3 separate regions of the Mus musculus genome follow, and all the other regions are linked to region 2. Evidence: chromatin loops called from intact Hi-C (ENCODE). Cell type or tissue: left cerebral cortex. All regions are shown on one strand. Links, peaks and the distances in the headings refer to the core of each region. The heading gives the core; the rest is flanking DNA. Region 1 holds the start of Nxf1 (nuclear RNA export factor 1). Region 2 holds the start of Gng3 (guanine nucleotide binding protein (G protein), gamma 3). Region 3 holds the start of Mta2 (metastasis-associated gene family, member 2).

Region 1 (9,909 bases), core at 1,034-9,033, 75 kb before region 2:
GCTGGCAAGGAACTGAGCTGCGACTTACTCGCTGCCGGGATCCCACCGGCGGGGACTGTGGGCCGTTACTCCCGTTCAGAGGCCAGGTCTCCATTCTTGTGTGTAGCCCTCGACCCTGCTCCTCTTGAGTTCAGTGCTAACGCAGAGGGTTTAGCTCCGGGACCGGGCCAGCGAAGAAATAGGAAGGCGGGGCCGGCCGATAGGCCATCCGGCCGGAGCTCCGGCCGTGGGCGGGCCTCGGAGGGCCTGGCCACGCCCCCGAGCGGCCGCCCTGCTTCTGCGCAGGCTCAGAGAGCGCGTTCACGTCCCGCGGCACCGCCCACATCCTGGGGACGTCGGCGGCGCGCGACGTGCTTCGCCGGATAAATGCGGTGGCGCCGGTCGTAGGAGAGATTCTGTCCTGAGCGCTAAGGCTCCTTGGCGTTTGGTGGCGTCAGGTTCTGCGCCTGAGCCCGCCCCTGTACCTGCCTGTGCCATGGCGGACGAAGGGAAGTCATACAACGGTCAGTGCGGGGCCTCGGGCCGGGAGGCGACGCGGTGGGTTGGGGTGGGCGGCCCTGGCCTAGGCCTCAGCCCGGGGGCGGGAGGCCGCGAGGAGCCCTACGTCCGTAGGTAGCGGTGGCCGCGCGGGCAGGGGGCGCGGGGCGCCGCGGGACCCAGGGGCTCCAGAGTCGCCCGGATTCAGGCGTTGGAGAACCTGTGGCTCAGGGGTGGGGTGACAAGATTCCTTTCAACTTTGAGGGTGGTTGATGCCTGTCAGTTCAGTTTGGCGGCCCGACTCTTCCTTTAAATGTGAGTCAGTAGTCGCTTGGTCGTGGGCTACCCTGGTGCCCTATTTTTCTTTTTCTTTTTGTGATACGATCAGTCTGTTCTTGTAGCTTGCTGCTTATTGTTTATCAAATTTCTAGTCGGAACACCTATCCTGACATGTTAATTCATTGTGGTGGTTAGGACACTATGACAGCTGAGGTTTGAATCTGGAGTTGGCTGTACTAAACCCGAGTGAGTTAAACTTTCAGGCCTTGTTTTCCGCCTCTTTCATGTGGGTACCTGTCTCCCAAGTTTGTGTGCATGTGCGTGTGCGTTTGTGTGCGTATGAAATAATTTCTACCAAGTGCCTAGAACACAGTAACTGGAGTGGGAATTTTCTTCCGTGAACCGTAGTTTCACTGTCTCTTAATGTATTCCTTTTTACTAGGGTTGCTTGGAGAGGATCGTTGTTTAGAGGATGCTAGATATTAGGTGGATTTCTTTGAAAGTTATACCTTTTTTGTATTTGTGTAATACTGATGATTTATCCAGGCCTGAAAAATAGCTACCCAATGAACCTTTATTTTAATTCAAATATAATTACTTGGTCTCCTTTCTCTAGCCATTCCCATTGTCAACTCTCTCCCCAAATTCATCCAACATGCAGAGCCCATTTAGTGTTAATGTGTATATATTTGTTTCTAAAGCTTACCATTTGGGATTGGATAACCATTTAGGGAATTCATCCCTAGGGAAGGCTAATTCTCCCTTACAGGGTCAGCCCTAGTATCCCAGGCTGGCCTCAGTCAGTCTCCCTGTGTCAGCTTCCCAAGTTCGGTATTGCATAGACTTTTACTTTTTTTTGGGGGGGTTGGGCTCCTAGAGTTAAACTCAAGGTCTGGCAAAAAGGAAAATAAATAGAACCAAGTGTAGTAGTGCACTGTTTAAGGTAAGAGGATCAGAGGTTCCAGGTCATTCCCTGTGTGCCAGGCCTTCTGTTCTCCCACAGAGCTATAGACAAGGAAGGATGAAAATCCCTTGTTTTTTCGAGACAGGGTTTCTCTGTGTAGCCCTGGCTGTCCTGGAACTCACTTTGTAGACCAGGCTGGCCTTGAACTCGGAAATCCGCCTGCCTCTGCCTCCCAAGTGCTGGGATTAAAGGCATGCGCCACCAGGCCCGGCTGTTATTTTTTTGAGATGGTTCACCAAGTTGTCCAGACTGACTTGAAGTTTCAAATTCTGCCTCAGCCTGGGTGGTGTGTGTGTGTGTGTGAAGGATAGGATAGGCAAGCACATTGTCAACTGGGCTATATCCTCAGCCCTCCTTTTATTTGTTTTGTCTACATATATGCAGACCACCCACTAAGAGAGACAGGTCTCAATCCTGGTCTGGCCTTGAACTCTGTAGTTCCAATCCTCTTCTTAAACAGTGTACTACCACACTTGGTTGGCTTGTTTGTTTATTAATTTATTTATTGAAACAGTGTGTCAATGAGTAGTTCTCTCTGTTCTAGAACTCAATGAGTAGACCATGCTGGCATTCAAAACTCAACAGTTCTCTGCCTGCCACTGTCTGGGAATAAAGATATGGGCCACTGTGTTTGGCTTCTTCCCCTTTTTAAGGCAGGGTTTTAGCTTATCTGGAACTCGGAATCCTCCTGCTTCAAACAATGGTTATATTGGAGAACATTCCCTACCTCCTTACTGTGGAACCTGCACCAGTCCCTGAATCAATAAGTCCCTCGAGGTGCAGGCTATTTTTGCTCAAAGAAACTAGCATTTCCCAAGTTCCGAGTGCAGGAGATGGTAGTTGTTTTTTGGGTTTTGTTTTGTTTTGTTTTGTTTTTCGAGACAGAGTTTCTCTGTGTAGCTCTGGCTGTCCTGGAACTCACTCTGTAGACCAGGCTGGCCTCGAACTCAGAAATCCGCCTGCCTCTGCCTCCCGAGTGCTGGGATTAAAGGAGTGCGCCACCACTGCCCGGCGGTAGTTGTTTTTAGGAGACTTTAAATACGTCCTATTTGTAAGAATTTTTTTATTTTTTGGGATAGAATCTCATGTAGCCCAGCATAGCTTTGATTTCTTGTGTAATTGAAGCCTCCATTTCCCAATTGCCAGGATTGCAGGTGGTGGCCATAACATCTGGTTCTGTGACCATCAACTGTACACATAAGCAAAAGAATATGCAAGTGGCAGATTTTAGGTGGTTTTCAGGAATCTGGTTATATTTTGGGGTTGCCCATACTTCCACATTTTAGTTTTCTTTGTAGGATCTGGTTTCTGGGTGGTTTTGGTTTTCTTTTTTCTTTAAATTCTAAGGTTTTTTTTGGGGGGGGGTAATTTTATACATGTACACAGTTGTAATTGTATTCACCTTTCATTACTCTTTTTTATTTTTACATATTTGTTTATTAATTTAATTAATTTATTTAATGTATAAGTGTTCTGCTGCATGTACACCTGCATGCCAGAAGGAGGCATCAGATTCCTTTATAGATAGTCATGAACCACTGTGGGTGCTGGGAATTGAACTCAGGACCTCTGTAAGAACAGCCCGTGCTCTACACCATTGAGCCATCTCTCCAACCCTACTCTTTCTATGTTTTTTTTTTTTTTCTATGTCTATTTTGTCTTATGTATATTTGTGTATGTCTGGTGCCTGCAGAGGCCAGAAGAAGGTAGTGGATTCCCTGGAATTAACTACAAAGTCAACTTCCATTCAGACTCCAGAGCCTGAGTTTAGTTAAGGTTGCTCATGAACTTGTGGGAAGACTCTTCCCTTCTGCCTTTTAAACTTTGTTTTGTTTAAAGACAAGACCTCAATCCCAGCACTCAGGAAGCAGGGGCAGGCGGAGAAACCCTGTCATGAAAACCCAAAAAAAAAAAAAAAAAAAAAAAAAAAAAGACTGGACTAAGACAAGACCTCATGTAGTAGCATGAGTTGATCTTAAATTCAGGGTGTAGCTGTAAATGACCTTGAAATCCGGATTCTCCTGCTGGTATTAAAACCATGGACTACTAACACTAAAATGAAAAGGGCTGTTTTTGTTGCTTGTCTGTTTATTTTGAGGAGATACTGAGGATAAAAGCCAGGTCATTGACTGTGATAGCCAAGCCTTCTATTACTGCCTCTGCCTTCCAAGTGCTGGGATTAAAGGCATGCACCACCACCACCTGGCTTGAATTTTCTTTTTTGTATATAAGTGTTTTTGCCTGCTTGTATGTCTTTGTACTATGTAAGTGCCTGGGGTTCCTGTGGAGGCCTACAGACAGTTGTGCAGTATAGTGGGTGCTGAGAATCAAAGCTGGTCCTCTAGAAGAGCAGCTAGCTTGTTTTCTTCCTTTCTTTCTTTCTTTCTTTCTTTCTTTCTTTCTTTCTTTCTTTCTTTCTTTCTTTCCTGTAAGTACACTGTAGCTGTTTTCAGACACTCCAGAGGAGGGCGCCAGATCTCATTACAGATGGTTGTGAGCAACAGTGTGGTTGCTGGGAATTGAACTCAGAATCTTCAGAAGAGCAAGTTAGTGCTCTTAACCACTCTGCCATCTCTCCAGCCCCCCATCCCCAACTAGCTAGTTTTCTTGAGAACATTATGACTAGCCCAATCACTAGCCCTAGCATGGAAGCTGATGAGAACAGATGGCGGAGACCCACATCCAAGGTGGAGCTTGGGCAACTATGAGGAAGAGGAGGAGGAAAAAGTGTAGGAGTCAGAAGAGTTGAAGACACCAGGAGAATTCAGTCCACAAAATCAACTAAGCAGGGCTCCTAGAGGCTCACAAGAGACTGAAGTGGCAATCACAGAGCCTACATGGGTCTGCACTAGGTCCTCTGCCTGTATGTTGTTGTGTTTAGCTTCAGGATTTTTGTAGGACTCCTATTGGAACGGGGATGTCTTGACTATTTTGCCTGTTCTTAGCACCTTTTTTCTCCTCCAGGGTTACCTTGTCCAGTCTTGATATGAGAGGTTGTGTCTAGTGTCATTGCATCTTACTATGCCATACATCTTGTTATGCCATGTTCAATTGCTATCACTGGGATACCTACTCTTTTCTGAAGGGAAACAGAAACAGTAGACAAAGGGTGGGAGGAGGGAAGTTGCGGGGGGGGGGGGGGGCGGGGGAGACTGGGAGAAGTGGAGGGAGGAGAGGCTCTAGTCAGAATGTTTTATATAAGAAAAGAATAAAAAGAAAAAAGTCATCTTGCTGGAGGTTGTGGCCCACACCTTTAATCCCAGCACCTAGGGAGGCAGAGGCAGATGGATCTCTGAGTTTGAGGCCAGCCTGGTCTACAGTTAGTTCAAGGATAGCCAGAGCTACACAGAGAAACCATGGGATGGTGGTGGTGTGGTAAGTCATTTCTCCAGCGCCTTGAGGTACATTCGCGACCCACTTATTTATTTATTTGTTTGTTTGTTTGTTTGTTTGTTTGTTTTTTCGAGACAGGGTTTCTCTGTATAGCTCAGGCTGTCCTCAAACTCACTCTGTAGACCAGGCTGGCCTCGAACTCAGAAATCCGCCTGCCTCTGCCTTCCAAGTGCTGGGATTAAAGGCATGTGTTACCACTGCCTGGCCTCTTGACCCTTTTATTTCCCAACATTTCTATAGTTTTCCAATAACTTGTTCACGATGTGGATGTAATAAAGAAAGTTCTTTGCTCTGGCTAGGGCATAGGCATCTCTGTGAAGGAACCTTTATAGTTCATATCTGTTTTTTCCAAGAGTACAGAGTACTAGAAACTGGTGCTCACACCAAGGTAACTTAGACCATTCATGCATTTACTAATTTCTGTGTCTGTTTCCAACTCCAGAGCATGATGACCGTGTTAGTTTCCCTCAAAGAAGAAAGAAAGGCCGGGGGCCTTTCCGATGGAAGTGTGGTGAGGGGAATCGTAGGTCTGGAAGAGGTGGTTCTGGTGTACAGTCTTCCCGATTTGAGGAAGATGATGGCGATGTAGCAATGAATGATCCCCAGGATGGCCCCCGAGTAAGATAGTAAGTGACCAATTAGTCTGCTTTGAATAGTGACCCACTGAATTATGTAGCCCTGATGTCTTTGTTGTGTCTGGTCTTACCTTGTAAAGTGATACTTGACAGAACCAATTTAGTAGCTGTAGTTTCACTAGCAGGACAGGTTCCTCTTCCCTAGTGTTTATGGAAATTTAATTCTGCTTCCCAATAGCAATCCCTATACCAACCGGCCTAATCGTCGGGGAGATGGTTGGCATGATCGAGATCGAATTCATATTACTGTACGGAGAGACAGAGCTCCTGCAGAGAGAGGAGGGGCTGGCACCAGTCAAGATGGGACCACCAAGAACTGGTTCAAGATTACAGTGAGTACTTGGAAGAATAGGTGATTCAGGAAACAGGACTAGACTCATTGAAAGTGTTTGACACCTCTCTCAAGCTCCTCGAATCCATTTTCTCGAACATTTACTCAACAGGGAAGTAGCATGCTAATCCATTCTTTCCTCAAATGAGTGTCTTAGAACATCTAAGAACAGAGTTAAGGATAGGCAAGGTGACATGTGAAAGGGAATCTGATAAGTGTGGTCAGGATGTAGCCTAACACTTAAGCTAAGAGTGATTCTAGGAGACGATGGAGTCTCTCGGGGACAAGTAAGACACACATGTCTTAGGACTTTTAGAATTAATACATTTGATATGTAGCCATGTTGTCTGAGTCATCTTGCCAGGAATAATAAGTATATGGAAAGGAGTTAAGGAATGTTTGTATCTCAAGTGGATACAAACATGTTTGTATCTCTTGTCCTTTCTTGAAGAGGGGGGGAAAAAAAACCCAGCTTTTCTAGCATAGAAGGGCTCTACCAGCCTCATGCATGTAAGCATGCTTTCTATCTCTGAGACCTCCGCATGCTAAATGCCTTCTATCACTCAGCCTTATGCATGCCACGTTAAGCATGCTTTCTGATAAAGCACTAGAAATACTTTCAATCTTGGCAGAAAATAAAAGGAGAACTGAAATATGCTGGCTTGGTTACATGTGTACCCTTGTCTCTCACTTCCAGATTCCTTATGGTAGAAAGTATGACAAAACGTGGCTTCTGAGCATGATTCAGAGCAAATGCAGTGTCCCCTTCAATCCCATCGAGGTAAGACAGAGTTAGACCTGAAAGGCTGTGGAAGGACCTGTGGACTCCAGATTGAATGTTGTTTGTTTTCCTTCTTCCAGTTTCACTATGAAAATACACGGGCCCATTTTTTTGTGGAGGATGCCACTACTGCTTCTGCATTAAAGGGTGTCAACCATAAGATCCAGGATCGAGAAAACAGAAGGGTATGTGGACAAGGGCCTGGTATGGCACAGTTGGTGCACTAAAAGGGACTAAGTCTTAGTGCTGGTGATTAGGCTGCCCTCAATTATGTTCCTGCCTTTCTGTCTTCTCTTCAGATATCTATCATCATCAATGCTTCTGCTCCACCCTACACTGTACAGAATGAACTGAAGCCCGAACAAATAGAGCAGCTCAAGGTAAGGCTGGCTCAAGTGACATGGTCCAGCAGACTTTCAATCTCCATCAGTGACGACTAAACCCTTCGTTTTCCTTCTTCTAGCTGATCATGAGCAAACGATATGATGGCAACCAACAAGCACTTGACCTCAAGGGGCTCCGCTCAGACCCAGGTATGACTGACAACAATGGTTCTGACTAATTGGAGAGGGGAAACAATTGGTCTTTATAACACTGGTATGGGCAAGACCTCTCAGACTTCCTTTTCTTTCTATTTGCTACAGATTTGGTGGCCCAGAACATCGATGTTGTTCTAAACCGCAGAAGCTGTATGGCAGCCACCCTGCGGATCATTGAAGAGAACATTCCTGAGGTGAAGCTTTTTTTTTTTTTAATTTTAATTTAATTAACTAATTATTTATTTATTTATTTTTGCATTAAAAATCAGGGTGAGATGTGTAGGATAGGATGAGATACAGATTTGCCCCGTGGTAACACATCTAAACTTTGTTCTGTTCCTAGCTATTGTCTTTGAACTTGAGCAGCAACAGGCTATACAAGCTGGATGATATGTCTAGCATTGTGCAGAAGGCGCCAAACCTAAAGACCCTAAATCTCTCCGGAAACGAAGTAAGACTGACATCTAGGGTGCTTTTGTTTTTAATAGTTAACTGACTATGGAGGTGGAGGTCAGACTGTGTTGGGAGTTGAGTCTTTCCTTCTACGTGGGTTCTTGGGCTGTGATGCTTATGAGGTGAGAGCTCCTGCCCACTAAGCCATCACACTGACCCTGCTGTGTTTCTGTGATGGTGGAGCCAGGAGAGTGTGGCTGGCCATAGTGGGAAGCAAGAAACAAAACTTAGGTAGGATTTAGAAGTGTGGGAATCCAGCTGCTATTCTTAGTAAGGTCTGTTTCTTCCCTTTTACTCTCCTCATCCTTCACAGTTGAAGACTGAGCGGGAATTAGACAAGATAAAAGGGCTGAAGCTGGAAGAGCTGTGGCTTGACAGAAACCCCATGTGTGACAACTTCGGAGACCAGTCCAGCTATATCAGGTCAGTTGTAGCCTCTGTCTCCCCTCCTGGGGACATTCACCCCTGGGAGGCTGAGCTCATGCACCCTGACCAGTGCCCGTCTACAGGAGAACATGCAGCCCTGAGCTGGAACCACCTGTTCTTTGGGAGGAGGATCATGTATTCCTTTCTGCCTGTCTGTTGTCTCCTAGCTCTGTCCCAGATCTCTTCTTTCTTCTCACCTGACTTCTGTTCTCTAGTTCTGGCCTTTCTCCTTCTTTCTTGAACACAGCCTTTTCTAGAATCTCCCTACCTGTTATTCCAGGAAGAGCACCTCCCCTTTTCTGTTCTGATGTGGAGGTGTCTTATATATGCCCTACCTGTGTGTTTGTCTTCAGCAAAAGCCTGGTGTGCTTAGGCTGTGAGAAAGTCCTTTCTTACTGGGGCTGTCTACTGAGACAGGCCTTCCTTTGTCCTTTCATGGTCCCTCTTGCCGTTGTACCAAGAGGGACTCTTTATTTTCATGATCCACTTAGCCAAGGCTGTGGCCTGGTCCTTTCTGCCCATGCTGATGTTGATGCCTCTTGGAGGCTGGTACCATGCTATTGGTCTCTCTTGCCCAGTGCTGTGAACTGGGCCTTTCCTGGAGAAGAAATCTGGGTTTCCCTAAGATGTGATCAAAGCCGGGGCCCCGCCAGCAGGCGAGGGGGATCCCAAGGCAAGTGCTGGGCGTGGAGGCCACAGGGGCATCTGCTACCAAGGAGACAGAGAAATGACCCTGTCGGGCACAGCCCCTCCCTCACTCGCACACCTCACAGTCACCCTGCTTGGCCCCGAGGATGGCTGGTTAGCCAGAGACGGGTAAGATTCCTCAGGGAAGGAACAACCTAAGACAGGCACAGTCGCAGAGGGGCCATCAGGAGAGAACTTGGGGGCCAACTGAGGTGGGGCACAGACCCTCACCCCCCCAACTCGGCAGAGGCCTGAATCCTCATGTCTTCTGAGGGAGGTTTCCTGGCCCCATGGCTACTTTACCTCCCACGCCCAGCTTAGACCGGGACCCAGAGAGCAGACAGAGACCTGGCCAACAGCAACTGCAAATCATTATAGGATTTATTCTTCATTTCTACCTTGGGACCACAGGAAAAGGGCAGCTGAAGGAAATGGCTGTTTCAGGAGGTCTTTCTTTCTGCCATTCTTTTCTGAATGCCTCTGCCTTCAGGTCTGTCCCTGTTGCTTTGCTTCCTCTTTGTCTCTCCATTTCTCTCTTGTTCCTGCCCTACCTTTCTCCATTTCTCTTTCCCTTGGTCTCTTTTCTTTCCTCCTCCTTGAGCCCTGTCTTGTTCATCTCCTTGCCCCAACATCCTGTGCCATACTTGTGGTGTGTTCTGGTCTTGGCGAAGGCCAGACCTGGCAGAACTGGTGGATACCTGGTGAGGCAGCGGAGCCCCTGGGCTCCAACCCCATTCCCTCCTCCCGGGGCTGCACAGGTGAGTAGGTGGAAGGTAAGGGGGGCAAGGTGGGGAAGGCAGCCCTAGGCTTAAAGCCTGGGCTGAGAGTGCCCTCCTGTGGCACTCGGGATCAGGCAGCAAGACAACAGAGCCAGCCTTCAAGGCAATTAAGAAGGGGGTGCCCCTGGTGAGGAGGGGAATGGGGGTTCTTGTCCCCATGTTTAA
Region 2 (9,541 bases), core at 1,542-9,541:
TATGAACGATTCTACAGTCGAGATTATGAGTACAACAGATACAGAGACTATTACAGACAATACAACCGGGATGTGAGTATTATCTTGGGTAGATTGAGGGTGAAGGGGACAGGACCCGCTGGATGGATGAGTGTCGTGCCTCTTCATCGTCAGCCAGCTCTGGCTCTAAGTGATGGGGTTTCCCTCTCTTCTAGTGGCAGAATTACTACTACCACCACCAACAGGACAGAGACCGATACTACAGGAATTACTACGGTTACCAAGGGTATCGGTGAAGCCCCTGCTGTTTTCGCCTGTCAGCCATGAAGCTGAATCTTTGGGGGTGCCAGGCACCCCCTAAAACACAACCAAGGAAAACAGGGGCTGTCGGGGTGGGGCTGAGCTGCCAGGGAGGGGTGGTTGGGGGGAGGGTGTGCAAGTAGGGGTGGGGGAGGGGGGAGTGGAAACAAAACTGTACATTTTTTTTAAAGTTTGTTGAAAAAAATATTGTCTTATTCTATAAAACATTTCAAACCTAGTTAGGTTATTTGTAATCAAAAAAACCGTTTGCACAGAAAGCAGCACTTAGAGCTGCCTATTCTGTACCCTGCAGCTGGATAGGAAAAGAACTAAAAATGACACCTCCAGCATTCTAAGACAGGTGGATTGGTAGCCCAGTAAGGGAGAGTGTTGTGGGGAGAAGGGGAACAGCATGAGGGAATCTGCTAGCAGTTAGGAGCGGAAACAGAGGAGACAGGAGCAGGGGCAGAGGGGGTGCCTGTGAACAGGGCAGTGGAAATAAACAATTGGCTGTTATGAATCACTTGCACCAACTAACCGTTTGTATTTTCTTTACCAACCTTTCCTTCTTGGGCTATTGAGGTAATAGATTGTCCACTTATATTGTGCCTTTGTGCTGTCTGCCTAAGGCACAGAGACTGCTAGTTGGGTGGTTCTAGTATATAGGATTCCCAGGCCAAGGGGGAACGGGGGCTCTTGGGGACTGCAGAGCATAATACTTTGTCCCTATCTATATTATATTCAGTAAATTCCTATAAAGTCTGGAGGAGGGTGGGAACACAGCCCTTAGTCTGAAGATGGTGATTTGCCAGTCCCTAGTCTCTGTCTTCCTAGTTGATAGAGGCAAGAGATCTCTGGAATCATTTACTAATATTGCCTGCCTCTTACAAGTGTGAGGGAAGGAATGATTCTCAGGGTTTCAGCTCACAGAAACGCAGCAAGACTTTTGTTTACTGCGTCAAGATATGTATATAGGTGAATCCTGTGGTGTGGGCTGTCAGGCCCAGGTGCTGAGAATTGCAACTATTTTATACAATGTAGGGGGCTCTGCCCTGCTGCTGTTTTTTGTTTTTGTTTTTGTTTTGATACACAGGTAGAGAGTAGAAAGGGGTTGTGGGGTTAGGAGGCAGCTCAGTTGGGCTGCAGAAACTTGGAAAGACTATGTGAATGTGTGTATGGGTGTGTGCAAGGAAACACCTTTTCCCAACTTGTTGAAACAGGATTCCTTCAAGGGTGCTTCCCTTCAAGTCCTCAGAGAGGCCTCTTATCAAGAGACTTCATTTGGGATCATATAGTTTGTAACTTTAACAACACCCTCCCAGTTCTTGACAGAATAGCTACAGGTTGCTGGGTTCAAGAATGTGAGCAGGATATAGCAATGCGCTTTCAATATTGATCTTCAATTTAAATCATCATCTTGCTTAGCTAAAAGCTTACTCAGCAACAGCATCCTACAACACTTCCTGGTGAGAAAATCTCTGGGCTGAGTTACTAGGACATACTTCACTTCCACTTCCTTGCCTGAGCAGTTCTCTTGTTTAAACTTGTGCTGAGATTTGAATCTTCCCTGTCCTGATGTCCTTCCCACGCAGGCAAGGCTTCTCAGGGTGTGCAGACCTCATTCTGAGTCCTGGTTTGTTAGGACACACCGTTCTGCTCAAGGACCTCTTTCCAAGGCTGCAGTGGGCCTGGGAGGAGAGAAGCGTGCTCATACTGTGTCTTTTCTATTGCACTTGTCCCTATGGTGCCACAGATGGGTTTGTGTGTGGCAGTGGGTGGAATGATTGCATGCATCTTTTGTAACTCGCTGGTATTAGAAAGGGAGTTCAAGAAAGCATTGTTTATAATGTCAGGGCAGGAAGATAGAAACTGGAGCCCAAAGAAATCCCCTTAGAAGAAGATTATGTTAGAATAGGAAACTTAATTTCCAGAGGCAGAAGCTGTCCCTTCAGATGTTTAGTCCTCCAACAAATAATACTTTGACGGTACTCTGTGATCTGGATTTTAGGTGGTAGAGCCCTCAAAAGTGCAAAAACTTAACACTGAAGTTTGAGGCAACATGGGTCAGAGAGTATACTCGCTGTTGATTTTCAACACCAGAAAAGTCAAAGTCCTTTTTTTTAAAAAAAGCTGTTTTTCTAGTGGAATGGAGAATGACACTGCCACATCCTTGTTGGGTCTGTTCAGGAGGTCTCCTGCATCAAAGTGGACGTCTGCATTTTGTTTCTGTCTTGTGTTTTTATTATGAAAAGAAATGTTATTGGGACGGGTGTGGGGTGTAGATTATGGTAATAAGAGGAATCCCTGGTTTTGTTTTCCTTAAAAGAGTTGTTTAGTGTTTTATCAGATGTCTGTTGTAGTTGTAGATGGAAAAGCTTGTAAACAAACAAACACCACATGGAGCCTGTAAATGTTTTTGCACAACCTGTAAAGCATTCTTGGAAGTGGCCAGTAAAAAAACGGGGGAGGGGGGTTCCATTTTTAAAAATGTAACTGTGTCATTGTTTACATATGTAACTCTTACCCTGTTCTCATTACACCATTCTGGCAAAAAATGTAGACACAGTAGTTCCAGTTTTAGAATAAATAACCATTTGGATTGAATTTTCCTATCTCCTGTGGCTGCACTGACTGGAATGATCATGGAGGTGTTTATTTTTAAAATGTATTTTTTCAAAATAATTTCTTTTGAGGCAGAATCTCCTTGTATCTCAGACTGGCCTGGAACTCTTGATCATCATGCCTTAAAACCCAAAATGCTGCATTTATACATGTTTGTCACTATAACCATCTTAATCACCTATTTTAAATTTTGGTATGTGCACAGAAGTGCACAGGGATCGAGTGTACATGCAGAAAATGGGGATATGAGTCACATGGTGGTCAGAGGACAACTTTGTGGAGTCTTTCTCCTATCCTTATACAGGTTCCAAGGACCAAACACAAATTGCCAAACTTTGGTGACATGCCAAGCCACCTATTTTTTAGTGCTTAGTTATCAAGATGCACTGGTTACAGCCGAGGATGGCCTCTGTATATGACAGCTGTGCTCTTCTCTACGCCTTCACTTGGGACTAGCTACATAGGAATCTGTCAACCTGGTGTGTGCTTAGAGTAACATCTTTATTTTTAATTTTATTTATATATACAAGTGTTTTACCTGCATCTGGGTCTACCACATATGCAGTACCTTCGGAGGCTAGAAGAGGGCATTGGATCCCCTGGAACTGCAGTGTCCCATGGTTGTGAGCTTAAATGGTGGTGCTAGGGCTGGAGACATGGTTCAGTGGTTTAAGAGCAGTGACTGCTCTTCCAGAGGTCTTGAGTTCAATTCCCAGCAACCACATGGCACATTACAACCATCTGTAATAGAATCGGATGCCCTCTTCTGGTGTATCTGAACCACACAACATTTAAAAACAAAACCATAAATACAAAATTTTAAAATAGACACACACAAAAAAAATCCTTTTAAATGGTGGTGCTAGGAACTCTGAATCCTGATTCTCTACAGCCAGTAGAACAGCCAGTGCTCCTAACCACTGAGCCATCTCTCTATCCCTCTTGTACTAAGATCTTGAGCCATTAGAATGGAAAATTTAACTCTTGGGCTCTGCTAAAATAATCAGTTAGATTTTTGATGTTTTGTTTATGAAATCCATTAAGTATGTGATATTACCTAAGAAGGAAAGTCTTCATTTTTCTATTGAATTTGAAGAATGAAAGCTACAGAAACTTTGTTTTGTGTTTGTTGTTTTGAAGCTGGGTATTGGCTATTGTAGCCTAGGCTGCAACCATACCAGGCTCAGGAGGACTTTGGGTTTTTTGCCTGTTAGCACGCATGAGCCACAGTACACCTGTGAAGATCGAAGGATGACTTGGGAGTCTCCTTTCTACCATTTAGGACTCAGGAATTGAATCCAGTCATCAGACTTGATGACAGGAACTTCTACCCACTGAACCATCTTAGGCTCCATTATTGGCATTTTGGAGCTGATTATAATTAGTGTTCAGCCTGACGTGATATCGAATGCCTTTGTCCTAACACTAGATAGGCCAAGACAGGAGAAATGCTATGAATTCAAAACCAGAATATTCCAGATCAACTTGGCCTACAGAGCAAGACCCTGTTTCAAAAACAACAGTAGCTTATACTGGTGTATGAATGTAATCTGAGCACTTGGAGTTGGGAGGCAGGAGGATCAGGAGTTCAGACCCTGTCTCAATCCACTGATGGTCTATTCCTAAGATTTATACCCATGAATGTTTTGTCTGCATATATCTGTGTGTACCATGCTTGTGTCTGGTGCATGCAGAGTAGGAAGAGGGCATTGGATCCTCTTGAAGTGGAGTTAAGGTCAGTTTGTAAGCCACCATGTGACTCCTTTGAGAACCCTCTTCTAGCCCTACTCTGAAACAGCTTACACCTTGTCTGTACGAGTTGCTAGGCCTGGTTCTCCTCAACCAGATAGTCACTCCTAATTTGAATAGGTATCAAATTGCATGAGAAAACTAAGATGGGTATTTTAGAGGATAAGGTAGGGCAAGGATTAACCTAATAACACATTTTAAGCACTTTTGGCTTTTTACCACATCTGAGCTGATAGAGATTAGTCTTTTTAGTCTCTTGCTACTCCCTGTGTACAGTTTAAGCATATACACATAGAAAAAAACATTCATTAGGTATTAGGCACCTATTGCATTCTAGACATTGTAAGCAGGCAGGGATTATAACAAGGATCCTTCCTGGGGTTTTCACAAGAAAGAAGGAGCAAAGGTTATAAAATACTGAAGTCTGCGTGTGTGCGCATGCACGCGCTCTAGAGAGAGAGTGTGCAGGGTACTCTTGTGGAGTCAGAAAAACTCTTGAGTTCTCCCCCACCACCTTGATGGTTGAAACTCACTGGGCCTGCAGTCAAACACCTGTACCTGTTCAGCCATTTGGTTATGACACCCAGGGAATAGTTAGACCTTCCTACCCAGAACGATTTGTCACCTAAAACTAGAACAGCCGGGCATGGTGGCGCACGCCTTTAATCCCAGCATTCAGGGAGGCAGAGGCAGGCGGATCTCTGAGTTTGAGGCCAGCCTGGTCTACAAAGTGAGTTCCAGGACAGCCAGGGCTATACAGAGAAACCCTGTCTCGAAAAACCAAAAAGAATAAAAACAAAAACAAAACAACTAGGACATTTAAATGTAGCCCAGGATCCAAAACATATATGTACGTTCACTCAGACCAAAAAGCTTCTAGGCGGTGGCCTGGATCCCCTAACCCTTTGCCGGGATCTCACTCTAGGAGGCATTCTTGAGACATGGTTTCCAGTCAGACGACATTCTGAACCCTTGTGATGTTTTCAGTTACCTTGAGGAGAAAATAAAAAAGCCCCAATTCAACAAGAAAACAAATTTATTACTTATTTAGATCCCACAGAGACCAAGGAACAGGGTGCTCCAAGATGGCCTGTTTAACACATTTGTGTTATTACATACACCTCAAAGGGAACCTCTACTCAGGCGAGATTCTTATGCAAAACTCACTCTGGGCTTCTTGGGTCCCAGTCCTAGTGACTGGTTGTTTTAAGTCAGGATTTCATTGTGTATTGTGTGTCGTCGTGGCTGGCTTGGAACTCAGAGATCCATCTGCCTCTGTGTGTGTCCAACACCTCCGGAGTGTTGGTCACCACACTGAACTTAAGAACCCATGACTGCTTTAGGTGTCTCCCCATCCCCACTCCCCGTGATTGGTCTCCAAAGCATGTCTAGTTCCAGATTCTATGGGACAGAGAACCTGACTCTGACTTTGAGAGGGCAGGGGCAGCCATTTTAAGACCAGAGGATCGCATAAGGGATCGTTCCCTATTGGGAACGCTGGGGACCGCCATTTTAAGAGCACCCTCGGCGCGTGCCTCCATGCGGGTACGAACAGGCAGCCGCCATCTTGGGCATTGGCTGCCGCGCCGAGTCGCCCTGTCCCGCCCCACGGCCTCTCGGGCCACCTCCCCCCGGGGCTGCTGTCCCTGGGCCTGCGGAAACCCACCCTGCTCGCCCTTGTGTGGTTCTCGCCGCTTACGTTGCGCGCTCGTGTGAATGCTCCGCGGCTTCTGAGCGCTCGTTTTAACAACCCCCCACTGGGGGCGCTCGGGCACCTTATACTTTGCGATCTCCAATCCTTACAATGTCTAACGGGCTCGACTGGCCCTGTTCCCTGGATATGGCAAGTGTATCGATTAAGGATCCTCTTTCCCAAGAACGCTAACACAGACGTTGTCCTCTGAGGCTCTGAATGACTTTATTCTTCAAATGCCTTTACCTTTCATAGCTCCAGGTGAGCACCCGGGCATCCCCCTCTCCATTGCCTGAACGGATGGATCACCGAGGGAAACAGGCAGGATTTTGGCAGTTTAGCGGGGTCCCTTTATAGATAGAGTAGAAGGTGCTTGGAGTTAGCCTGAAAGGGTGAGGAGATGGGGTAGACATGGGTAAGGAGGGCCTTGTGCTTCAAATAATCTCCGGGTAAATGCGGGTAGAAGTGATCTACTACAATTTCCAATCTAAGGGCGGGTCTGGGAGGGGGCGATGAGTTCAGAGGAGGTCCACCGCTCTTCAGAGGAGCGCACAGAAGAACTTCTTCTCCCGGAAGGGGTTCTCGGAAGTGGGCACAGGAGTGATGAGGGGGTCCTCACAAGCGTGGGCATCACAGTATGTCATCAGGTCTGCTGCTGCCTTGGACACCTGGAACCCAGCCAGGAAGGGATACATTAACCAGAATTCCTGAAAGGGACTGCAGTTCTCTTCTCCAATAGACTATCTTTTTGTTTCTAGTGCCCTTTGAGACAGCCCTCTCCCCCAACGCCAGTCCTCGGGAACAACTTTGCTGACAAAGCCCAGTTTCTGCCACTGACCTCAGGGTGTCAAGAAAAGAAGCATCTTTTCTTGGGGGGAGGGGGGAGGGGAGGGTATTGCAAACCCACAGCTGAGCCCTGAAGGGCTGATGGGAGCCAGGGTCGCACCCACCTTTATCCGGCACAAGCTGGCCTCAATCTTAAGCTGTTCCACCATCTTGCGTGCTTGACCAATACTCATAGTGCTGTTAACGGGGGTCTCCCCTTTCATCCTGGAGTAAAGACAGTCAGCTGAAACACTCAGCTCTTCACAACCACACACCTGGGATTGTGCCCCCATTCTCCAGTGGCCATCCCAGGTTTTTTTTTCTTTCTTTTTTTTTTTTTTTTTTAAGTAGGGAGAATGGAGAAGATAAAATGAAATATTCTCCTAACCCCTGGGTCCTGGTCATCAAATTATACAAACGATTTAAGGATTTTAAGTCTTTGAGCCAAATATGTTACCAGCAATGAAAGCCTCAGTCAGAAAGAGCCCCACCCTGATGAAATCACATCAGCCACCTGTCCCCCCTCAAGCCCTGAAGAGAAAAAAAGCTGCTTTCTACTCACCTGAAGTAACAGCAGCGGCAGCCAGGGATGTAGGGTCAGTGGGGAGGGGGCACCAAACCCTGCCTCAGATAGGTGCCCCACCCTGCCAGGACTTGGAGCTAAAAATATCCGTAGCACTGACAGTTAATGCAGAGAAGGTCACTAGAGATGCTCAGACGAGATCCTTGGAGGGGTGGTCTCAGTCTCCACAGCTTAAGTTCTGCCCAGATGGCTGGTACCTGAAGGATGAAGGATGCTAGAAGGAGCTGCTGATTCTGGCGCATACCAACTGCCTGGACAGTGGGGGAGTCAGTCTGCTGTTTGCATCCCCTGTGCACACCCTCACTGCTGCTCTCTCACTACCTGCCCCTGCCATTGTACAAGTCCTTAGTCTAAACTAGATAGCTCCCCAAAGGGCCTGAGGCAGAAGCAGGCTCCCCTCTCAAATGGGGTGGTCTGGGCCTGTGACAGCCCCTGCATTAGAGTCTGTCCCCACTGCGGAAGACCCTGCTCATTTGAAAGTCTGACATCAGCTGGGCTGCTGCTCCCCCACCCCCACCCCCACCCTGACACAGCACTTAGCACCTGAATCTTGGTTTCTTTCAGTGACCCACCGTTCTTCAGAGCTAGGAAAATGTAACACTCTACAGGTGATCAGCTTCTAGATCACCACTTTCTACCACGTGAGTGACGCGAGCTGGGAGACCCAGAGGTAACCCATCAGGAAGATAGCTAAAGAAATGATACATCAAAGAAGAGAAGCTGGGGCAAGAGAGACATGCAGAGACCAGATCAAAGGATCAGACAAAGACGAGGTAAGGCACCTTGCCACGAGAGTTAGTGTGAATGTTGTGAACACAGGTGGGCTTCTCGGAGTGGGGAGTAGGGTGGCAAGAGTTGGCACTGGGGAAATAGGGAATCGATTGGAAATTTTTCATGTAATTTGAGTGGATTACTACTATTCAAAAAGATGTGCATTGGCCTTGCCTCCTGGAGGACGTTATCCAGACGATGCCACCATCAGAAATCTAGTCTCATGGTTTTTTGTAGGGATTTTGAGGTTGGCTGCATCACGTGGGTCACAGAAGGTCAATCACGCAGCATAAAAACTGGAGACTGAAAGGGGTTGAAATGCCGCCACGCTTGACTAGCGGACGGCACCATCTGCGCACACAACACACAAGATTCAGATTCTGGCAGGGTGCAAGGCTCTCTGAGCTCCAGTTGGACTCCTACAGGCCCAAGGAACTCTACTGAATTTACAAAAAACAAACAAACAAAACAAAACAAAACAAAATCAGCATTTATTTCACACCTCCATTCAATCACACTGAAAAGACAGGTGGTAAAGGTATGGGCAGAGGGTTGTGGTTGAGGCCTGGAAAGGAGGACCAAGGAGTCCCAGACTGCGTTGGAGATTATAATGGGTCCTTTGGTCACTTAACTAAAGTGTAATGGGCAGAGACACTGGGGAGCAAAGCATTTTACAGGCTCTGCCCTCTATGCAAGGCTCAGCCCCTGTAGGCGATTGACAGTTGGGCGGGGCTTCCTCGGCAGCCGGAACTGCCTTCTGTATATTGCCTGGGCAGCGAGAGGCCGGTGAGTCTGCCTCGCCGCGGTGGCGATCTGGTGTACACCGCATTACCCCAGGGGTGGGCGCCGCAGCGTCGGCCACAGGGTGCTGTGCGGGGGTAGGGGTCACTTCCTCCGTGAGCGAGCACAGGTCCAGGCAGAGGAAAGAAACTCTTGGGAGGCAATTTTGACTGCTCTAAGGCTGCTGGCTTTGAGCCAGACTGGCCGGCTGTGCAACCTTAGGCAAGTCACTCACCTCC
Region 3 (9,909 bases), core at 922-8,921, 100 kb after region 2:
GTGCATTCCTGTAAACTTAGCACTTGGGAAGTGGAGGCAGGAGACTCAGGAGTCCATCCTCGGCTACACTGGCAGTTCTAGGACAACCACAAGTCACTCTGTCACAAGAAACAAACCAAAACAGGGTGTGGTGGTGCACATCTTTAATCCTAGCACTTGAGGCAGAGGCAGGCGGATTTCTGAGTTTGAGACCACCCTGGTGTACAAAGTGAGTTCCAGGACAGCCAGGACTACACAGAGAAACCATGTCTCAAAAGAAAAGAGAGAGAGAGAGAGAGAGAGAGAGAGAGAGAGAGAGAGAGAGAGAGGGAGGGAGGAAGGCAGGCTTAGGACTTAGATTGGCTGAATCAAGTGTCTTCTTTTTTTCAGAGTACAAATGACTCAGTCCTCGCTGTTGGCTTCAGCCCTCGTGACAGCAGCTGTATTGTCACCAGTGGGAAATCGCATGTCCACTTTTGGAACTGGAGCGGTGGGACAGGGGCTCCCGGGAATGGGCTCCTCGCCCGGAAGCAGGGTGTTTTTGGGGTGAGGTGTGGATGGGTGAGGCAGTGGAGAGGGAAGTGGGGCTAAGTGCTGTAGACTCTAATGCACCCCAGCACCCCAGCTATCCTGTGACATGTGTTGATTCTAATGTGCCCCAGCATCCACATCTGTCCTGTGACACCTGTCCTCTGCCCTCTCCAGAAATACAAGAAACCCAAGTTCATCCCTTGCTTTGTCTTCCTTCCTGATGGAGACATCCTCACTGGAGATTCCGAGGGGAACATTCTTACCTGGGGTCGAAGTGTCTCAGATTCCAAGACCCCAGGCAGGGGTGGGGCCAAAGGTATGTGGTTAGGGCTAGCATTTAGGATGTTTGTATCTCAGAAATTCTGTGGGAACAGAGCAGAGCGTTTCCTTTTACCCTGGAGAACTGATGAACTCCGTGGGGCTTTGTCTAGAAAGGTGGGGAGCCACACAGTAAAGGAGAGAAGGCTAGGGATTTGAATTTGTTAAATCTCAGGTTCAAAGTTCAAAGTTCAAAGGGCCTTTTTTTTTTTTTTTTTTGCCACTATTACTATGAGCTGAATTGGTAGTCATGATGAGGCTTAAAGAGTCTTCTGTGGGTGCTTGGGAGCTAGAGTTAGTCTGTGTTGTGATGCTCTAAGCTGCTCCTTTCTCTAAGAGCATGACTTACCTAGCCTTTACCAACAGAGACCTACACGATCGTGGCCCAGGCCCATGCTCACGAGGGGTCCATCTTTGCCCTGTGTCTCCGCCGGGATGGGACAGTGCTGAGTGGTGGTGGGCGGGACCGACGACTGGTGCAGTGGGGGCCCGGGTTGGTGGCCCTCCAGGAGGCAGAGGTGAGAGATGCGCTGGGGTCTAGGAAGGGATGGGGAGAGGAATGGTCAGTATGCTTTTGACATTCTGTCATTACTCCGCAGATTCCAGAACACTTTGGAGCTGTGAGGGCCATTGCTGAAGGGCTTGGCTCTGAGCTGCTGGTGGGAACCACAAAGAATGCATTACTGAGGGGAGATCTGGCTCAAGGCTTCTCCCCTGTTATCCAGGTTTGGAAGCTAAAAGCCAGGGCAAGTAGGGAAGGGAGTTTGGGGAAGAGCTGTGGTAACTCTGTTCTACTGCAGGGCCACACTGATGAGCTCTGGGGACTGTGTACACATCCGTCCCAGAATCGCTTCCTCACCTGTGGCCATGACCGGCAGCTCTGCCTGTGGGATGGGGAAGGCCATGCACTGGCCTGGAGCATGGACCTAAAGGTAGAGTCAGCTGCCCTTGATCTGCCACGCTACCCGTGCTCTGACTCCCTAATCCTGCCTTTCCTTCTGTGTCTGGGAGAACTGACTGTACTGTGGTTACAGGCTGTTCAGATATGAACTCTGTAGAGACTGGTAAGAGTGACTGACACCTGGGCGTTGCTGCTGCCTCAGACCTCATTTTGGTTCATCTGTAGCACTGCTAGGTGCTTTCGGTTTCTTCCCCTTACTAGGCTCTATCCCAGGTCTCTCATGCCTCCTTTTCTCTGGTTGCCTTGGGAGGATCCTTTAAAGTTACTAAGATGACAAAGTGACATCCAACTTCTCTTATTAGAAAGCCATCTTCTTTTCTTTTTTTCTTTTTGTGTGTGTTTTGTTTTGTTCTGTTTTTTTTGTTTTTTCAAGACAGGGTTTCTCTGTGTAGCCCTGGCTGTCCTGGAACTCTCTGTAGACCAGGCTGGCCTCGAACTCAGAAATCCACCTGCCTCAGCCTCCCAAGCGCTGGGATTAAAGGTGTGTGCCACCAATGCCCGGCAAACTTTTATCTTTAATTAACATTTACATAATACTCAGTTTTGACTGTGACCTAGGCTCTTTCCTCCCCCAACACCTTGATTTCCATCTGAATCCTCATGTCTCTAGAATTTCAGCTTATACTTTCATGTACGTTCTACTACCCCTTCCTCAACCCCACCCCCTGAAGTCTCTCTCCTGATCTCATGGGCCCCTTAGAAAAACCATTTCTTCAATTTACCTTTTTTTCTTCCCAGGAGACGGGTTTATGTGCTGACTTCCACCCAAGTGGGGCAGTTGTGGTTGTAGGACTGAACACAGGGAGGTGAGAGAATGCCAGACCTCCTAGGAAGAAAAGCAGGGAAGTCTAGGAAGGGTTCTTGGTAACGGGGACAGGGACAAGAGGTGACCAAGGCTAACTAAAGTGTTGAACCACACCTTTCGGGTGCTTCTCTGTAACCCAGGCCTCCCCTCTCCTGCTGTCACCAAGTCTTCCCCATGTATACTCTTCAGTCTGGTAGCAGCCCAGGATGGGGAAGCAGTGGGCTTGGGAGGGGTGGATGTGGGTGGGCGAACAGGGAAGTGCCAGGCTGACTGACTCCACAAGGTTTCTGTGGTTGGCCTGGTCTGCAGTTTCTGACTTCTTTCTCAGGAGACATCAGAAGCCCCTCAGCACTTCTATGCCCTTAGCCTCATCCCATCCCCCAGCCTCCTTCCAGACACCACAGCCTGATATTCTGTCTTCTTGCTGACTCTTTGCTCAGAGCCTCCCTGGGGGTAGGCTCACATCTTGCCTCCTTGCTTCCTTCCCTTTTCCTTTCAGGTGGTTGGTTTTGGACACAGAGACCAGAGAGATTGTATCCGATGTCACTGACGGCAATGAACAGCTCTCAGTTGTCCGGTACAGCCCAGGTGGGAGCCACCCCCACCCTGGACCTGGGTCCTGCTCTGGCTCTTCTTTATCTGAATAAGTTTCTTTGTAGATGGGTTGTACCTGGCTATTGGTTCCCATGACAACATGATCTACATCTATAGTGTTTCCAGTTGTGGCACTAAGTCCAGCCGCTTTGGCAGATGTATGGTAAGGATGCTGGGGTGGAAGGTGGGATTTGTTAACTGTGGGCACAGTAACAGGGGTTTGATGCATTAAGGGCTAGCCTGGGGATGGGAAATGGTAGCCATCTTGTCAAATTCTTGACTCTTATTCCCCAGGGGCACTCCAGTTTTATCACTCACCTTGACTGGTCCAAGGATGGGAATTTCATCATGTCCAATTCTGGGGATTATGAGATTCTTTACTGTGAGTGGCAGGGAGATGGGGATCATTTAATTTTTTTTTTTTTTTTTTTTTTTGCATCAGGCTGGCTTAGAATTCTCTATGTGGCCCATGCTGTTTTTGCATTTGTCATCCTCCTAATTATGTCTCCTAAGAGATTATGTGGGTGCCGACAGGAGGTTTCTAGTCAGGAGGGCTGATGGTAGTAGAGGAACATCAAGCAGAGGGGCTGATGTGGAGGGAAATGGAGGTTGGAATTGGACATAGGGATAACCCGGTAAGTAGGTAAGCTACAGTTTCACACTCTATCTTCTCCAACAAGAACTCAAGGGAGTTGAAAAATGGACCAGGCATTGTGGTGCATGCCATTAATCCCAGCACTGGGGAGGCAGAGATACGTGGCTGGATCTTTATGAGTTCAAGGCCAGCCTGGTCTACATAGTGAGTTCTAGGGCAGCCAAGGCTGCATAGGAAGACTGTGCCTCAAAATACAAAACAAAGGAAAGGCCAGGCGTGGTGGCGCACACCTTTAATTCCAGCACTGGGGAGGCAGAGGCAGGTGGATTTCTGAGTTCAAGGCCAGCCTGGTCTACAAAGTGAGTTCCAGGACAGCCAGGGCTATACAGAGAAACCCTGTCTCGGAAAACCAAAAACCAAACCAAAACAACCCCCCCCCCCAAAAAAAAAAAACCAAACCAAAACAAACCAAAACAAAGGAAAAAGCCGGCTGCACCAAGAAGACAGTGCTTTAGGATAGCTCCTTAGGGCAAGTGGGGGAGGGGCAGCTGATGAGAAACTGTTAGTGCTTTATCCAGAGGCTCTAGGCATGTCTAAGGCTACATTCTCTGTTTCTGAGACAGGGTTCCCTCTGTCACCTGCGTTTGTAGACCAGGGTGGCCCCCAACTCAGAGATCTGTCTGCCCCACTAGGACTGGGATTAAGGATCTGCACCATCATGCAGGCCTAACTTAAAGCCAAGCCAAGTCAGTGAGAACTTGGGAAGCACACAGTGGGGTTCATAGTGGACGCTATGCCTATGATCAGTTCATGTCGTCAAGTGAGGGAAGAATGACGGCTGAGTAGGCGATTTCCACCTAGGGGATGTGGCTGGAGGCTGCAAACTGCTGAGGAACCGCTATGAGAGCAGAGACCGGGAGTGGGCTACCTATACCTGTGTGCTGGGCTTCCACGTCTATGGTGAGCCAGGATCTGGAATCCGTTAGGAGGGCTGGGGAAACAAGGAAGAACCCATTCTGCCCTCAGAATCCTGGGCGTGTGCCACCTCGGGGTGGGGGTCATAGTGGCAAATCCAGGCTAGGAGGCCCCTTGGGATTGTCTGGAGCGCAGTGGCAACCTGAAGACCTGAAACACTGCAACTCTAGGTTGTGGTAGCAGCCTGACTCAGGCCACCTGTTGTGTTAGGTGTGTGGCCTGATGGCTCTGATGGGACAGACATCAACTCCCTTTGCCGCTCCCACAATGAACGGGTGGTGGCTGTGGCAGACGACTTCTGCAAAGTACACCTCTTTCAGTACCCATGTGCTCGAGCCAAGGTGAGGCTTCAGGGGACCATTGGGCCCAGGTGGGTAGGTTTGGTACCCTGCCATTGCTGCAACCAGTTGTTTTTTTTTTTTTTTTCTCTCATCTAGGCGCCAAGTCGTATGTACTCAGGCCATGGCAGCCATGTGACTAGTGTCCGGTTCACGCACGACGACTCATACCTTGTCTCCTTAGGTGGCAAGGATGCTAGCATCTTTCAGTGGCGAGTGCTGGGGGCAGGGAGCTCTGGGCCCGCTCCTGCCACACCATCTAGAACGCCCTCTCTGTCCCCTGCCTCCTCCCTGGACGTGTGATTGATGCTGGATGGTCTTGTCCCTCTGGTACTGTGGTCTGGCCCCACCCTGGCCAAAACCCCTAGGACCAAGGACAGTCTTTTCCTGTGCTGGCTTTTTCTTTGACTTCATACATTCCCAATTGCGCATTTTTCTGGAGGGGCTAACCACCCCACTGCACACAAAATAACAACAGACTTGCTGGCTGAGCCAGGCAACCCAGCTCCGACACCCTCTGCTCGGTGAGGGGCAATAAAAAGAAAAAAGTAACTGCCTGGTGCTTTTGTGCGGCGGGTCCCCTCAGGGGCCCAGTTGTGTTAGGATGAAAGAAAAAAGTGCAGGGCGGGAAGAGAAAAGGGAGTTCAGACCAAATATGCAAATAACAGGCAAAGCGGCTTGCAAATAACCTCAAGAAGAGTGAGGGCGCGCGCGCGCCTTTCGACGCCACTGCCGGGGAGCTGCTAGGACCCATAGTGCAAAGAGTTAATTCCGGCTCCTCACCGCCCTCAGGGGCGGGGTCGAGCTGCAACGGAAATAACCGAGCGCGAGGCCGCGGCTGAGCGAAAGGAGCCGAGTTCCTTCCGGAAGTGGCCGATCTGCGGGGTCTTGCTCTCCGACCTGAGCCGAGCGCTGGGCCTTGTTCTCCGGATCGGCCGAAGGTGTTCCGGAAGGAGGCGAACCCGGACGCGGGCAGGGCAAACCTTGCCAGCGGTTGGCACCGCACGACGTCTGCTGGGACTCGGTGAGGACGCTAGGAGCTGGAACCTCACTCCGGTCAGGCAGGAATCGAGCTCGTTCCGGAAGAAGCCGAGTAGACCGGAGCTGGCCTCGGTGTCCCGGCGTGAGGCTATAGCAGTGTCGTCGTCGCGCGGGCAGTGATGAGCCGCGGCGGCTGAGCGAGCAGAGGTGCCGGCTGCTCGGGCCCCATCGACACTTCCGCGAAGCGTCAGCCACGCGCTGGGGGCTTCGTCTGGAGCTGAGCTTTGCCCCCGCGAGCCTCCGGGACCTCTTTGTGTGGCCGGAGGCGGCGGCGGGAACGGCCATGGCGGCTAACATGTACCGGGTGGGAGGTGAGTACCCTGAGCGGAAGAGGCTGAGGCCGGGATCAGGGAGACTCGGTGTCCGCAGGCGCGGGGGAGCCACATCTGGGGTCGTGTGGGCCGCGGCACCGACCGGAACCGGAATCAAGAGCCATGGTTCCGCGGCGGCGACGCTATCGGGCGCAGAGTCTACCGCAGAGGCTTACCTGCAGCCGTAACGGTGCTCTTGAGACCTGTGACTGGATCGCCGGGCTGGAAGTGGCCTTGGCTTTGGAAGGGGCCCGAGTGACCCACCGTCCGGCCAGCCGCGCTAGGGGCTAGGCGCGCAGGGGTTTTCTTTTCTGTGGCGGCTTGTGCGTTCGCGAAGGTGGGGCCTGAACAGTTTACTCAATTCTCCTATACAAGGATGCAACTTGAGTGCAAAGTTGTATGGACTCCAGGGAAATTCTTGTTCTTGTTTCTTAAGTCTCACTTTTGAGTGAAGATCTGACTTTAGAACTGGGTGTTGCAGGGGTAGGGGGTAAAAACTCATTTCCTTTTTCTTCTTTTTTCCTTGTTTCTTTTTAGACAAGGTTTATTCTCTGTGTAGTCTTGGCTGTCCTGGGACTCATACTGTAGACCAGGCTGTCCTCGAACTCAGAGATCCGCCTGCCTCTGCCTCCTGACTGCTGGAATTAAAGGTGTGTGACACCACTGCCTGGCAAAGTATTTCCATAATATCTCTTTTCCTTCCTTCCTTTTTTTTTTTTTTTTTTTTCTTTTTTTCTCTCTTCTCTTCCCCCACCCCCCATTTCCTTTTTGAGGCAGGTTTCCCCCTTGTTTCTTTTGAGACAAGGTTTCTCTGTGTAACCCTGGCTGTCCTGGAACTTGAGCTGTAGACTTGGCTGGCTTTGAACCAAGAGCCTGCTTTGGTCTCCCAGACTGCTGGGATTAAACGCATATGCCACCACTGTCCAGCTAATGACTAGTACTTATTTTCTTAACTCTCTCCTCTTGCTCATCTCCACTTCATCTCTATCTAGAATTTTGTCTCATTTTGGTCCACACAGAGCGACTTTTTCATCTGGGTGCCCTCTCCTCTGATCCTCTTGTTTCTTCCCCACCTCCTACAGATTACGTCTATTTTGAGAACTCCTCCAGCAATCCTTACCTGGTTAGACGGATTGAGGAGCTCAATAAGGTGAGTGGAGTTGGTTTTTTTTTTTTTTAATGATACAGGGTCTCTCTATTATGTAACCTTGGCTGCCTGGAACTTGCTGTGTAGACCAGGCTGATCTTAAACTCATGGAGACCCTTTTCATTGGTTCTGAAATTATCTTTGAGTATTAAGTCTTTACTGCTAAGTTTTTCTAGCTCTTCTACTTAGACCCTTAAGGAGATATTGCTTTTGACTCTGCGCACTTCCACTCCCCCACCTCCCCCCAGCACCTCCACTTTCTTTTGTTGTTGTTGTTGTTTTGTTTTGTTTTGAGACAGGGTTTCTCTGTGTAGCCCTGGCTGTCCTGGAACTCATTTTGTAGACCAGGCTGGCCTTGAACTCAGAAATCCGTCTGCCTCTGCCTCCCGAGTACTGGGATTAAAGGCGTGCACCACCACACCCGGCATGCATCTCCACTTTCAAATGGCCAATTTTCCTTCTCGGTTTTTCTCCCTCCTTTAGACTGCAAATGGAAATGTGGAAGCAAAGGTTGTCTGTCTTTTCCGGCGAAGGGATATTTCTAGTAGCCTCAACAGCTTGGCTGACAGTAATGCTCGTGAGTGTCTTCATTCCTTACCCATCTCCCTTCCCCAGGATCTGAGGACTAGACATGTTCCTGCAGGTGTTTCCCCTGGCAGCATGCCCAAGGGAGGGTGTGAGTTTGGGGGGGGGTGGGAAGTGCCTGGTCTGCGGAGGGAGGCCTGTTGTTACACGTTGGGGTTGGAAGCAGGGCGGGCAGACCATGATAAGGAAAGCCAAAATGAGGCTTATGTGTGTGAGTGGAGAGATATTTAGATAGGAAATGAAAAGAGCTTTAGAGAAGCAGGCACTCGGGGACATTTTGGGTACTTTGGGACAGTGGTTAGTGAGTGATGGCCAAGGTGAAGAGGAAGATACTGTTTTGAGAAGTCTGCATAACAGAGAGGCTTATGCTGTAGTCTGGAGGCGATGCCAAAACATTAATAGAGATGATAAGCTAGGAGCAGTTCTCTTGGACTTCCCTGCCTTCACCATTTTTCCTCTCCATTCCAGTTAGTGTCATTTTTACTTATTTTTGCTTTGTCTGCATTTTCTCTATGATCTTTATATTGTAATTTTTTTTCACTTAGTTTTATCTTTTTTCTTTCCTTTTTTTTTTTTTTTTTTCTTTGTCAGGGTTTCTCTGTGTAGCCCTGGCTGTCCTGGAACTCACTCTGTAAATCAGGCTGGCCTTGAACATAGAAATCTACCTGCCTCTGCCTCCCTGGTGCTGGGATTAAAGGCGTGTGCCAGCACTACCCGCATCACTTAGTTTTCTTTTAACTCCCTTTTTCCCTCCTAGATTCTTTTTCAGGCTGCAGTCATGAAAGGGTTAATGAACTGGGCCTACCAAGTTTCCTGGCCCTTTGGGGTTTCCGGCTCCATCTGGCAGGGGCTGACCTTGGCCTTATCCAATCAGAAGGGGTAGGGGTGTGGTTCTTTTTGCCCTACCTCTGGGTTTTCCTAGAGCACAGAGAGACACGGACACCCCCACCCCAAATCTGTACCCCCATTTTTCAGGGGAACAATGCACCGATGAGCATGTGCCTGAGGTTTCTGTCTTCTACTTTGGTTGGCACTTAGCCAGGTTAACTGTTTCTACGGAGATTTCAGTGCAGGCCTCTTGGTGCCTCTTGGTGAGGAAGGTGTTGGCACTGGTTTCAGAGTTGCCCTTCTTGAAAGCCCACAAACTATTATTAGCCAAGTAGAAAGAGAAGGAGCATTAGGTTGCATGTGATGTTTCAGACACAGCAAGGAGTCCTGAAGTATGAAGAGGAGCTGGTAAATAAACAGCGACCATGTGTGCTATTTTTACTTCTTCTTAACTGGATTTTAGGACCTCGGACTGGTTGTGCAAGAAAGAGCTAAATATGATGTCACACTGTATTATGGCTCTGTTTGTGCTTTCTGCGTGTTGGCAGCTAGGGTTGGGTGCATTTCTGTGGTATCCTTATACTCTCACAGTATAAGGATGGGATAATTCCTTTGACGGAATTAAAGAGAGGATGGAACATCTACACTGAGGTGTAAGGCCGAAAGGGGGGGCTGGTAGGATAAGAGTGAGCTGCCCGAGGAAAGCAGTGCTGGGCAGCAGCTGAGGTAGGCTCTCCTTTACCAGACTAGCTAGCTGGCTAAGGTACCTGTTTCTGAATTAGTTTATGACTTGGTTTTTCCTCACTATTCTAGGGGAGTTTGAGGAGGAATCAAAACAGCCAGGGGTCTCCGAGCAGCAGAGACATCAACTGAAGCACCGAGAGCTTTTTCTTTCTCGGCA

Evidence for each region. A loop is a pair of places that touch in the nucleus more often than their neighbours do. Peaks named below come from ENCODE experiments on the same cell type or tissue, not always from the same donor. Only the 100,000 strongest peaks of a DNase experiment are listed, where the experiment ranks them.
Region 1: a loop joins it to region 2, with 2.3 times the contacts of the local background. A loop is called at or near these places in 5 of 42 quality-filtered maps.
Region 3: it touches region 2 in a loop (2.0-fold over the local background); 5 of 42 quality-filtered maps call a loop at or near these places.

Annotation. Positions count from the first base shown.
Region 1 is chr19:8,756,757-8,766,665 of GRCm38, forward strand. It overlaps Nxf1 (nuclear RNA export factor 1), which reads left to right and starts at 347. Exons shown (of 21, transcript NM_016813.2): 1 at 347-503; 2 at 5,556-5,739; 3 at 5,927-6,080; 4 at 6,777-6,860; 5 at 6,941-7,045; 6 at 7,160-7,240; 7 at 7,324-7,393; 8 at 7,505-7,593; 9 at 7,743-7,850; 10 at 8,166-8,275. The coding sequence starts at 476. It overlaps 1700023D09Rik (RIKEN cDNA 1700023D09 gene), which reads right to left and starts at 213. Exons shown (of 2, transcript NR_132423.1): 1 at 29-213. In left cerebral cortex, for the core only: a CTCF peak has its summit at 4,194 (motif pointing right); no DNase peak of the experiment used is centred there; H3K4me3 peaks cover 569 bases.
Region 2 is chr19:8,831,261-8,840,801 of GRCm38, forward strand. It overlaps Hnrnpul2 (heterogeneous nuclear ribonucleoprotein U-like 2), which reads left to right. Exons shown (of 14, transcript NM_001081196.1): 13 at 1-72; 14 at 195-2,882. The coding sequence ends at 275. It overlaps Gng3 (guanine nucleotide binding protein (G protein), gamma 3), which reads right to left and starts at 7,986. Exons shown (of 3, transcript NM_010316.3): 1 at 7,731-7,986; 2 at 7,294-7,393; 3 at 5,669-7,011. The coding sequence starts at 7,392. The coding sequence ends at 6,883. Bscl2 (Berardinelli-Seip congenital lipodystrophy 2 (seipin)) reads left to right here and starts at 6,207. Exons shown (of 12, transcript NM_001136064.3): 1 at 6,207-6,604; 2 at 8,316-8,524. The coding sequence starts at 8,450. In left cerebral cortex, for the core only: CTCF peaks have their summits at 6,387 and 8,897; DNase peaks (open chromatin) are centred at 6,228, 6,361, 6,966, 7,292 and 3 more places; H3K4me3 peaks cover 3,942 bases; H3K27ac peaks cover 4,113 bases.
Region 3 is chr19:8,935,935-8,945,843 of GRCm38, forward strand. Eml3 (echinoderm microtubule associated protein like 3) reads left to right here. Exons shown (of 22, transcript NM_144872.1): 11 at 370-525; 12 at 685-826; 13 at 1,195-1,346; 14 at 1,428-1,553; 15 at 1,629-1,760; 16 at 2,528-2,595; 17 at 3,094-3,182; 18 at 3,254-3,351; 19 at 3,483-3,570; 20 at 4,645-4,743; 21 at 4,969-5,099; 22 at 5,196-5,648. The coding sequence ends at 5,399. It overlaps Mta2 (metastasis-associated gene family, member 2), which reads left to right and starts at 5,986. Exons shown (of 18, transcript NM_011842.3): 1 at 5,986-6,448; 2 at 7,531-7,598; 3 at 8,079-8,172; 4 at 9,822-9,909. The coding sequence starts at 6,421. It overlaps Gm10353 (predicted gene 10353), which reads right to left and starts at 6,456. Exons shown (of 4, transcript NR_165499.1): 1 at 4,718-6,456; 2 at 2,512-2,615; 3 at 1,178-1,365; 4 at 129-872. In left cerebral cortex, for the core only: a CTCF peak has its summit at 5,845; DNase peaks (open chromatin) are centred at 5,938 and 6,481; H3K4me3 peaks cover 2,198 bases; H3K27ac peaks cover 1,230 bases.